Linked DNA regions of Homo sapiens: regions 1 and 3 are each linked to region 2. A link is an interaction called in ENCODE POLR2A ChIA-PET data of the cell type or tissue named here. Cell type or tissue: HepG2. All regions are shown on one strand. Region 1 has its middle 70 kb from the start of GTF2H5. Region 2 holds the start of SNORA116 (small nucleolar RNA, H/ACA box 116). Region 3 has its middle 23 kb from the start of TMEM181.

What was found. Peaks named below come from ENCODE experiments on the same cell type or tissue, not always from the same donor. Only the 100,000 strongest peaks of a DNase experiment are listed, where the experiment ranks them.
Region 1: POLR2A ChIA-PET joins it to region 2 with 5 read pairs; 7 of 35 experiments call an interaction of 5 or more read pairs at or near these places.
Region 3: POLR2A ChIA-PET joins it to region 2 with 6 read pairs; 2 of 35 experiments call an interaction of 5 or more read pairs at or near these places.

Annotation. Positions count from the first base shown.
Region 1 is chr6:158,236,564-158,240,563 of GRCh38, reverse strand. It overlaps a transcript of TULP4 not described here and the pseudogene SRP72P2. Among named protein-coding and RNA genes, the nearest start is that of GTF2H5, 70 kb to the right of the region's middle. In HepG2, no CTCF peak of the experiment used is centred here; no DNase peak of the experiment used is centred here; H3K4me3 peaks cover 458 bases.
Region 2 is chr6:158,321,241-158,325,240 of GRCh38, reverse strand. The region is part of intron 1 of TULP4 (TUB like protein 4); the gene reads right to left. SNORA116 (small nucleolar RNA, H/ACA box 116) reads right to left here and starts at 2,259; the gene lies at 2,113-2,259. RefSeq lists an enhancer at 1,831-1,900. In HepG2, no CTCF peak of the experiment used is centred here; DNase peaks (open chromatin) are centred at 1,800 and 2,290.
Region 3 is chr6:158,534,685-158,538,684 of GRCh38, reverse strand. It overlaps a transcript of TMEM181 not described here. Among named protein-coding and RNA genes, the nearest start is that of TMEM181, 23 kb to the left of the region's middle. RefSeq lists an enhancer at 1,314-1,608. In HepG2, no CTCF peak of the experiment used is centred here; DNase peaks (open chromatin) are centred at 1,534 and 2,424; H3K4me3 peaks cover 1,926 bases.

The sequences.
Region 1 (4,000 bases), 85 kb after region 2:
CCCGGCCAGCCGCCCCCGTCCGGGAGGGAGGTGGGGGGGTCAGCCCCCCGCCCGGCCAGCCGCCCTGTCCGGGAGGGAGGTGGGGGGGTCAGCCTTCCGCCCAGCCAGCCGCCCCGTCTGGGAGGTGAGGGGCGCCTCTGCCCGGCCGCCCCTACTGGGAAGTGAGGAGCCCCTCTGCCCGGCCAGCCGCCCGGTCCGGGAGGGAGGTGGGGGAGTCAGCCCCCCGCCCGGCCAGCCGCCCCGTCCGGGAGGTGAGGGGCGCCTCTGCCCGGCCACCCCTACTGGGAAGTGAGGAGCCCCTCTGCCCGGCCAGCCGCCCCGTCCGGGAGGGAGGTGGGGGGGTCAGCCCCCCGCCCGGCCAGCCGCCCTGTCCGGGAGGGAGGTGGGGGGGACAGCCCTCCGCCCGGCCAGCCGCCCCGTCTGGGAGGTGAGGGGCGCCTCTGCCCGGCCGCCCCTACTGGGAAGTGAGGAGCCCCTCTGCCCGGCCAGCCGCCCCGTCCGGGAGGGAGGTGGGGGGGTCAGCCCCCCGCCCGGCCAGCCGCCCCGTCCGGGAGGGAGGTGGGGGGGTCAGCCCCCCGCCCAGCCAGCCGCCCCGTCCGGGAGGGAGGTGGGGGGGGTCAGCCCCCCTGCCCGGCCAGCCGCCCCGTCCGGGAGGTGAGGGGCGCCTCTGCCCGGCCGCCCCTACTGGGAAGTGAGGAGCCCCTCTGCCCGGCCAGCCGCCCCGTCCGGGAGGGAGGTGGGGGGGTCAGCCCCCCGCCCGGCCAGCCGCCCTGTCCGGGAGGGAGGTGGGGGGGTCAGCCCTCCGCCCGGCCAGCCGCCCCGTCTGGGAGGTGAGGGGCGCCTCTGCCCGGCCGCCCCTACTGGGAAGTGAGGAGCCCCTCTGCCCGGCCAGCCGCCCGGTCCGGGAGGGAGGTGGGGGGGTCAGCCCCCCACCCGGCCAGCCGCCCCGTCCGGGAGGGAGGTGGGGGGGGTCAGCCCCCCTGCCCGGCCAGCCGCCCCGTCCGGGAGGTGAGGGGCGCCTCTGCCCGGCTGCCCTTACTGGGAAGTGAGGAGCCCCTCTGCCCGGCCAGCCTCCCCGTCCGGGAGGGAGGTGGGGGGGTCAGCCCCCCACCCGGCCAGCCGCCCCGTCCGGGAGGGAGGTGGGGGGGTCAGCCCCCCGCCCGGCCAGCCGCCCCGTCCGGGAGGGAGGTGGGGGGTGTCAGCCCCCCTGCCCGGCCAGCCGCCCCGTCCGGGAGGTGAGGGGCGCCTCTGCCCGGCCGCCCCTACTGGGAAGTGAGGAGCCCCTCTGCCCGGCCAGCCGCCCGGTCCGGGAGGGAGGTGGGGGGGTCAGCCCCCCGCCCGGCCAGCCGTCCCGTCCGGGAGGGAGGTGGGGGGGGTCAGCCCCCCGCCCGGCCAGCCGCCTCGTCCGGGAGGTGAGGGGCGCCTCTGCCCGGCCGCCCCTACTGGGAAGTGAGGAGCCCCTCTGCCCGGCCAGCCGCCCCGTCCGGGAGGGAGGTGGGGGGGTCAGCCCCCCGCCCGGCCAGCCGCCTCGTCCGGGAGGTGAGGGGCGCCTCTGCCCGGCCACCCCTACTGGGAAGTGAGGAGCCCCTCTGCCCGGCCACCACCCCGTCTGGGAGGTGTGCCCAACAGCTCATTGAGAACGGGCCAGGATGACAATGGCGGCTTTGTGGAATAGAAAGGCGGGAAAGGTGGGGAAAAGATTGAGAAATCGGATGGTTGCCGTGTCTGTGTAGAAAGAAGTAGACATGGGAGACTTTTCATTTTGTTCTGCACTAAGAAAAATTCTTCTGCCTTGGGATCCTGTTGATCTGTGACCTTACCCCCAACCCTGTGCTCTCTGAAACATGTGCTGTGTCCACTCAGGGTTAAATGGATTAAGGGCGGTGCAAGATGTGCTTTGTTAAACAGATGCTTGAAGGCAGCATGCTCCTTAAGAGTCATCACCAATCCCTAATCTCAAGTAATCAGGGACACAAACACTGCGGAAGGCCGCAGGGTCCTCTGCCTAGGAAAACCAGAGACCTTTGTTCACTTGTTTATCTGCTGACCTTCCCTCCACTATTGTCCCATGACCCTGCCAAATCCCCCTCTGTGAGAAACACCCAAGAATTATCAATAAAAAAATAAATTTAAAAAAAAAAAAAAAAACAATTTAACAAGGCATTACTTGCTATGTACACAAACCAGGCCGAACAATGCCTCAAAATATCTGCCAGTTTACATTCCCAAAGTCCCGAGCATCTCTCACCTATGTTAACCCAAGGTGCCCAGCTCTGCGTGAAAAGCAGCACACAAAAGCAATAGAGCTGCTTCAGGAATTTTCAGATCAGCATCAAGAAAATGCAATTGAAATTAAGCTGACCATGGCACAGTTGAAAATTTCTCAAGAGAATATTTCTTAGCATGTCTAATATTGAGAAGCAGAGAGGAGTTAAAGCAGAAACCAGGCATGGTGTCTGCATTAGTGACCATGTGTAGCCATGAAGAAGATTTAATAGTACCACTGATGTCTTCACACAAGCTATCTGGTGGTATCAAAACCATCAGCTCAAATCTCCTGCTCATTTGTCCTTGATAAAAGAAGCTGCAAACTTCAAGCTCAAATATGGGCGGGAGGAGGCAATTAGTGACCTAGAACAGCTATGGAAACAAAATCCAAAAGATATTCATACCCTGGCACAGTTTATTTCTGCTTACTCACTTGCAGATCCAGAGAAAGGCACAGCTCTTAGTAAACATTTGCCATCATCAGATAGTATGTCTCTAAAAGTAGATGTTGAGGCTCTTGAAAATTCTCCTGGTGCTACATACATTTGGAAGGGTGGAAAAGTTACTAGAGATAGTCAACCAAAGGAACAAGGAAAGGGAGATTTGAAAAAGAAAAAGAAGGGAAAATTGCCTAAGAATTATGACCCAAAACTTACCCCAGATCCAGAAAGATGGCTGCCAATGCAAGAATGTTCTTTCTACCAGGGAAGAAAGAAGGGTAAAAAGAAGGATCAGATGGGAAAAGGGACCCAGGGAGCAACTGCAGGAGCTTCATCTGAACTGGATGCCAGAAAAACTGTGAGTAGCCCACCCACCTCCCCAAGACCTGGCAGTGCAGCGACACTATCTGCCTCTACAAGTAACATCATACCCCCAAGACACCAGAGACCTGCAGGGGCTCCAGCAACAAAAAAGAAACAGCAACAGAAAAAGAAGAAAGGTGGAAAAGGTGGCTGGTGATGAGAATATTCTTGTTGAAGGCTGTTTTTAAACTAGTCTCGGTAACATTAGGAATATAATAAAGGTAATACAGCAAGAAGCACAGAACTGCTCCCTCTTCATCTCCATATTTTCATAAATAATTCCTTGTGTTTCAAATGGAAAACATCTTCCTCAAAGTCTGCCTAGTGAGATATGGCCTACTGGTTGCCTCATAGCTTTGTACAGATTATGAGGACTGAAAATATGGCCGGGCACGGTGGCTCACACCTGTAATCCCAGCACTTTGGGAGGCTGAGGTGGGCAGATCACAAGGTCTGGAGTTTGAGACCAGCCTGGCCAACACAGTGAAACCCTGTCTCTACTAAACATACAAAAATTAGCTGGGTGTGGTGGCACGCACCTGTAGTCCCAGCTACTCGGGTGGCTGAGGCAGAATCGCTTGAAACTGGGAGGCGGAGGTTGCAGTGAGCCGAGATGGGGCCACTGCACTCCAGCCTGGGTGACAGAGCAAGACCCTATCTCAAAAAAAAAAAAAAAAAAAAAAAAAAAAAAAAAAAAGAAAAGAATTGGGCATTTACCCATCTTGGTATCTGTTGTATCCTTTATCTGTGTGTGCTGATTTGATCTTTTTTCAGCTTCACAAACCTTATCTAAGGTTTTCCAGGATTTAAACAGAAACTACTTCTACTATTTCAGCTAGAGTCTGAAGACACTTCTTTCTGTTCAAGTTCCACTTTAAATTATGGAGGCCTTAGGTGACTGAAAGTGGAATCTTCTGAGCATTCCAAAA
Region 2 (4,000 bases):
CTATTATTTCCATAATTGATTAAGCATAGCCAGTGCTGTCAACTGTCAGTTATCCACATTGGTGAAAAAATGCACTGAATTGAATGGTAATTTTTACACTCACATTTGATTTTTTGACAATTCTATTTGAATATGAGAGTCTTCTTATGGTCTTGGAATACGGCCCAAACCAAAAGCACTGTCTTCTTTCATGCCACAAACATTTATTACTATTGTTTATAATCATGACTATGTATGTCTGGTCCCACCTGTCGATCCCGCTTTGCTTTCCACTACTCTCCAACACTTCACCAAACTCTTCCATGTCCAAAACACACACATACCACAGTCATTCATAACTCTGTTTAAGGGTGCCTCTTCCCTTCACCTTTTTGAAGCAGTGTCTTATAGATAGAAAAACACACAGACACAAATTCAAATCTCAGATCTGCCATCATCTGGCTCTGCAACCTCAGACAATTTCATTAACATCTCAGAACCTCAGGTTCCCCAACTGTACAGCAAGGATATTAATACAAAGCTGTAGAGAGATGTTATGAGGGCTACACTAAATAATGGACATAGCACACACACACAAATTACAGGAATATATATGGCAATTGTCATCAGCAAAGACAACATTATATCCATGCAAACAATATCCACCCTCTGACACACGATAGACGATCCATCTGGGCAGGAACAGTGCCTTTTTCACCACTGTAGAGCCAAAGCCCAACAGAGTCTAGCCTAGAGCGAGCTCTCAAATGTTTACGGAACCGAAATGAACATTAAGGTCCAGCTCACTCCCTGACTCTGCAGGAAGCTTCCCTGACCACACTGGTCCACAGTGCTTCATCCTCTGACCTACTATAGCACTCTGCAGTACATCAGAACAGTACAACATCTGCCACCCATTTCTTCAGACTTGGTCTAAAAAAAGAAGACAGACTCACCAGGACAATGACGTTAATTATGGCTATAGTCAGGGAATGTAAGAATATTTTTTAAATACCTAGTTGACTTCATTCACACACTACTCCACCCTTCCAGTCCCACTATGCAGATCCTTTCTCTCAGTGTTCCCACTGAGGAAATCCTTCGTGATAAAGCTGGCAGATAAAAGCGGAACATCCATCAAATTCTAGTAAGTGCATTTTATCGGTTTAAATTCCTTTCCAGGGTAAAAAACTAGGTAAGTTTCCACTATTCATTTCGCTCAATACAGTAAATTTACCTGCAAAAAGTACAGTTAAGTCCTCACTTAACTTCAAGGATAGGTTCTTAGAAGCTGAACTTTAAGCAAAAATGACCTGCATATGAAAACAATTTTACCTTAAGCTAACTGATATAAACAAGAAAAAAGATCCTACGTATATACTACATACTAAGTGTTGTTTCACCTAAAGCTGCAGTTTCCAAGAACTTAACAATATTGAGGACTTACTGTATAGAAAAGTCTGAGGGGTTGTGGTTTTGCAATTCATATCTCTTAACATTATATGGTTTTGAAACCTGCCATGCAGATCACTGAATCCACAAACATTCAACCATGATGTAGCCCTGAGCTTCTCAGTCCCTATTACCAGCTACAGATGATCCCAAGGAGGGCTTTTCTCCACCAACTATGCCCTCTCTGTATTCAATGCACCTCCGGGAGTGGGGCAGCCCTCCTGTAATGGAATACCTAAAGGTACTACCTAGGAAGGAAACAAGGTAGATGTGGTCACCTAGCATGCTACAATATGCTCACATGAACAGAAACGTTGCTTTACCAGAAGAGTTGCATAAAATGAGTCATTAATGCTGAGTCACTAATAAATTATCTCTAACTCAGGTCATGAACACATGATTATGTAACTTTTCAAACGACTACAACCACATGCTGAATACATTAAGCACAGAAACAGTCATATCTGAGCACCTGCATAAGTCAAATTATTAAGGCAGCACCCTAGTTTAACCATCTGCCATGGAAACTAATAAAAAGTGTAGCATGCTCAGATGGATAAAATCCCCATTACAAACCACAAACATTTCACAGTATAGTCAAAAGGCGCACAGAACATCACTGCCTGTCCAACAAGGGCAATTTTGTTCCAGGGCAGGAAAAAATGCATAGGTCCTTGTCCTTGTCAGCCAGGTTCCAACAGCATCTGACAAGGTGAGTACAGTCACATGCTTAGGTTGGGGCTGGGGAACGAAGTGTCCTTCATCTCTCTCAGAAATGCCTCTCTAAAGCCAGAATGTGGCTTAATCTTCTTGCACCACTGAGAAAAGCACGCGCTAAACGTGCTAAATCCTAAGTATTTCTCAAGGCCCTGCTCAAAGATCATCTTCACCACACAATCTCTAGGAAGCCTCATTCTTCATTCTTTGAACAATTGAAAGCTTGCTTTCTCTTCCTAATGGAAATGCAAATAGAGGAAGGCGAAGTCCACGTTTCACCCTCATGCTAGACTGTAGATTCCATGAGGTATAAGCTGGGACTTCTCTTGCCCCCCGACAGTGGCAAATACACGCAGCACCTGGCACACAACAGAGATGCAGTAAATACCTGCTAAAAATTAATGCATGTGTTTTCAAATCTAAACTGAGGAACAAAAATCAACAAACACTGTTTCTAACCTCATGAGTCAGAACAGTAACTGAATTTCCAGGTACTAAGTGGTATTGTAAGGACTGGAAAGTAATATACTTAAGTATATTACTTTAAGTACAAAGGGTATAGAGTACTTTACTATTTCATCACTTATATACCATTTTCACAGCCCTTCCAAAAACATATTATCTCAGGTTCTACAACTCTGATAGAAGAGAATTATTATTTTCAACTTACTACTGACTTGAGTAAACTAATGAATGACTTGGACAGGTAAAGCTAGAACTTCTTGGAATCAAGATATGGAAAAACAGAAACAGAAAGGAAAAAAGAACAGGCCATCACTAAAGGAAATAAAACAGCCCTCCATTATATCCACCATTATAATACCTTAGTTGGTCACAAATCTACTAAAAGTCACTTTCTATGTAGAATTTATGAGAGATAAAAGAGCTGCAGTGAGTTTTTGCTGGCTTTAATCCAAAATGAGTCAACTTTTCCCACTAAAACTGTTGTACAGATTAAGTACTTTAAATACTGTATAAATGTTTCAAAATAAAATGGTTTTCTAACCTCTCTGAATGTTGAGAAAGTTGGTCATCACTATGCACAGTGAGGTGGACACAGAACCTGGCTTGCCAGTCCCCAGTGGCTCTGGGCCTTCTTCAGGAGAGGGTGAATCAGACAATGGTACTAGGAGGGTCTTTCAACTGCAAGGGAGACCATTCTTACAATCTAGAAATTCCCATCCTTTTTGGAATTAAGATGTGTCATACAATGTTTTTAGGAAAAAGAAAAGTACTTTAGAAGTAAATTTTTATAATATTTTTAAAACACTTAAAAAACTTAACATAGATTGTTGAGTCCTCCACAATAGAAAAATAGTAGAGTTTAAGTCAAGAGATTCATGAGGAGGTTTATGCTAGGCATGGTGGTGAAGTGAGCACGTTTCAGATATTATCTGGAAGTCAGATACAGTGGGAGGTCTTGCTAATAACAAGACTTGGGGACAAGGGAAGCGCAGGGAGATTCCTGAGTTGAGAGCTGAACTGACTGGCTGGTCTTGGGCCATCTACTAAAATGGGGAAACAGTGCATGGAACTGATCTGAGGTTCAAGGGGCGGGGGGAAATGAGTTCTGTCTGGGTGACCGATAGTCTGCGAGGCCTGACTGGTGTCCACTTTTGTATCTCATATATCAAGTTGGAGAATGAAGTCTGGAACTAGAAGGAGATGGCAGACAGAGAGAGGTATCTGGAGTCATAGCATGTAGGGAGATTTAAAGCCAACATAGAGAGGAAATACAGAAAAATATGCATGCCTGGTGCCCGTTAACATTTAAAGATGAGGCAAAAAAAAGGCAGAGCCAGCAAAGAAAGGCGGAAAGCAGAGGCCAGAACAGTAACAGGAAAACCAGGAG
Region 3 (4,000 bases), 210 kb before region 2:
AGAGACCCTGTCTTGCTCACCGCTGTATTCACAACGCCTAGAACAACAGCAGGAACATAAAAAATGCTCAGTAACTACCAGGTGAATACATTGGTCAGTGAATAAAGATGGAGATTAACCACTGGGGTGTGTTCTCTTCTCGACTATTTGCACTGCGATCATTCCACTTTCACTAGCTGTGTTGCCAAAGAAATATTCCCAAGAAAAGAAAATACAGGAAAAAAAAAAAAGGCCAGGCATGGTGGCTCACGCCTGTCATCTCAGTACTTTGGGAGGCCAAGGTGGGAGCATCACTTGAGCCCAGGAGTTTGAGACCAGCCTGGGCAAGACAGGGAAATTCCATCTCTAAACAAAATATAAAAATCAGGTGATGGGGCACAGGCCTGTGGTCCCAGCTACTCAGGAGGCTGAGGTAGAAGGATTGCTTGGTTGAGCCAGGGAAGTGGAGGATGCAGTGAGCCAAGATTGCACCACTGCACTCCAGCCTGGGCGACAGGGCAAGACCCTGTCTCAATAAATAAATAAATAGGAAAAAAAAAAACAGAGTAGGGGGCGGGGGACGGGGGACTAGCAGAAAAGGAGATTGGAAATAATCTTATTTAACAAGTATGATATGAAACTGTGGATTCTTTTCCCATACCCTCAGGTCTTCCAGGAGGCTGCATTAGACAGATTTCCAGGCTCGCCCCAAAGCTACATCACATGATTTTTTACATTTGTTTAAAATGGGCTTTTTCACTCAGTAACCATGACCACGGTCCCGCTGCGTTGCTGATTAGCCCGTGGGAAGGCATTAGGTTTTTTAACAGATGTGAGGATAAGTGTGACACGCCTTTTTCTGAGCAGGTACCTATGATGAGTACAGGATAGGTCTTAGAAAAATGACCACCCGTTCCCCATAGCAGTGCGACACCCTCGCCATCCTTAGCACAGAGTGAGTAAATCATGATTAAACCTCAGCTTTCTGAGACCTTCTGGTTCAGACTTCCCATTTAACAGATGGGGAAGGTTGAGGTGGGGGGGTGAGGGAGCTTTCTACCGACTCGCGATAGGGTCCTGTCCCGACACCGCCAAGCCTTTGGGTAAATCGGCCATTGGCGGTGAACAGACTTTCCTTCCCCTCCGAACTGCAGAGCGCAGAGAGGAAGGGGGCGGGGGCCGGCGCCAGGGTCTGCAGTCCCCACCGCTCTCCCCTAGGCCGCTGAAGAGGGAGACAGAGATGAACGCAAACAAGTTCCACACAGCCGCTCCCAGGCGCCGTGTCCCCGCATGGCGCCCCGCCGCGTCTTCCCCGCCGCGCCCATCCGCCCCCAGCCCTTGGCGGCGCCCCCGCCTCCGAGGCGTCCTGCAAAGCCTAGGGCGCTCAGAGCTGCGGCCAAGACCCTCCTCCCGACGCCGCAGCGCGCGCGGTCGCCTCCCCAGACTGCGCCGCGTGAGGCCCGAGCGGGGGCGGCGAGGCGGGCGCGGGGGGAGAACGACGCGGGGCGCAGGGAGGAGCCACAACCCGCAGCTCCTTTCCGGGGAGGCGGGAGCCTCGGCTTGGGTTTCAGCTGAACGGAAATCGGCCCTTCGCCCGGGGGCGCCGGGCTGCCCTGAATCCAGGAACCTGCCCGCCGCTGCCAGTATCCCTGCTCCCCGTCCCCTTCCTGGTCCCTCCCAGATCCCCGCCCCGACCCCGTCCCCATCCGTAGGCTCCGCGCCCGGCCGGCGGAGGCGGCCGTCGGCGGGACCAGGCCAAGGCCGGGGCGCGCCGGGGTCCCGGAGGGGACTGCGGCCCGGAAGCCTCCGGCCGCCCCGCCGCTGCCCGCGCCGCGCCCACCTGTAGTAGCGGTCATCCTTGAAGGGCGTGAGGTCCTCCTTGAGCTCGCGGTACGCTTCCCGCAGCCGCCGGCACAGGTGCTTGAGCTCGCTGCAGAGCGGGGGCTCAAAGGCAGGGTACTCGGCGTCCATGCCGCGCAGCCTCCCGGGTCCCGGTCCCGCCGCTCCACCCTTTGTGTCGCCGCCTGCGCCCCCTCTCTTCTCCCAGCACTGGGGATCGGGCTGCTGGCGCGCTGGGCGGGACCGAGGAGGAGGAGCAGGTGCGGGGGAGGTGGTGAGGGGGCGCGCAGGACTCGGACCCAGTGCGCTCAGGGCTCCGCCGCGAGCACGCGAGGAGCTGGACACGGCGCGGGTGGGGGCTGGGGGACCCGGCCCCCCGCCCCGTGAAGAGGCCTGAGTGGGGGAGGGAGCCGCGCCCATCCGCCTCCGCGCCCATCCGCCGCCGCCCCGGGAGAGGCAGAAGGCGGGGGAGGAAGTGCAACACAAGGTCGTCTGCCGCCCAGGACAAAAATCTCAGTGCCGCCCTCGCCATTGGCAGCGCTGGGAAGGGAAGACACTGGAGGTGGGAGCACGAAGGAAAATGGTGCTTGGGGGCGGACCGAAGGCCCTTTCCTGCTGGGGAGGTCAAAGGCTGAAGCCGGCTACCGCGTTCAGCACCGCGGACAGCTCCCGCGGGCGACTTCTGGCTTCTTGGGCTCCACTTGGCCGAATGCAGAAACATTTAAAACTAAGCCCATTAGGGTTATAGTCATAATAAATATTATTTTTAAATGAAGTGTGTCCAAGTGAGGTGCTTCTTCCCACATGTACTAAAACCACCAAAAAAAGTCTAGGCAGAGGAGTTTCTCACCTTCTACAAGCTCAACACTAGTGTGCAAACTATAGTTAACCAGTTAACACGTCTTCTACGGAATGGCTTCTCCAAAGCGTGGTGTGATCTCCTCTTGTGAATTTTTCCAATAATAGGTGGAAAAACAGTCTTTCCAGACGATGTTAGTGCATTTCCAACTGAACCCAGGGCAGGTTTCCACGCAAGGTTGATCCTGCCTGCACTGGGGGAAACCTCTTACTTTTAGGGACAAAACCTACACAATTGAACCTAAATAATTGTGGAATATCGATCCCAGGAATCTGTATTTGTCCAAACTCCACAGGCAAGTCTAATGACCACTCAGGTGCCAGTGGTCTCAGCATTCCCATGTTTCCTGCTGTCTGTGCCTACTCTGTCACTCCACCCACTCTTCCTTGCTCTGTATTTTTATTCCCTCCCTTTACATTTTGGAACAGCTTTTGTATGCTAGCCAGGCTCCCTATCAGGGCTTGCACATCTTCCCATAACTGCTGATCATCTTGCATTGCGCACAGTTAGGTTTTAGCCTTAATTCATTAACATGAGCATTTGTGTTTAATCATCTCAGTATTTTTTTTTTTTGAGACGGAGTCTCGCTCTGTCGCCCAGGTCGGACTGCGGACTGCAGTGGCGCAATCTCGGCTCACTGCAAGCTCCGCTTCCCGGGTTCACGCCATTCTCCTGCCTCAGCCTCCCGAGTAGCTGGGACTACAGGCGCCCGCCACCGTGCCCGGCTAATTTTTTGTATTTTTAGTAGAGACGGGGTTTCACCTTGTTAGCCAGGATGGTCTCGATCTCCTGACCTCATGATCCACCCGCCTCGGCCTCCCAAAGTGCTGGGATTACAGGCGTGAGCCACCGCGCCCGGCCTCAGTATTTTTTTTTTAAAGAGCTCAGGTTTGGTAATATTCAAAATATAGTGCATCAAGAGCCGCACTAAGAAGAACTTCAGAGAACACACATGCAGATTTGTTTTCTGAAATGAGAGAGACTGTGAGTTCAGCATGTGCCATATTTTAAACATTGTATCATTGGCTACAGAGAGCTTATTTTTAGGAGGTATATAGGCCAATCTCCAAGATACATCAAAACACTTAAAAATCCTCTACGGAGCCTTCCTTAGCTTCTCAAGCCTAGTTTTTTTTCCTCCCTCTTTGAAGTACAGTAGCCCCTCGAGGATAATACACATCTGGCTCCAGCACTGTGAGGTACTAATCTATTTTGTCAGCTCTTTTACTACAAATCACTAGAAATTCGAGATAAAACACACACACACGGCCGGGAACGGTGGCTCATGCCTGTAATCCCAGCACTTTGGGAGGCCGAGGCAGG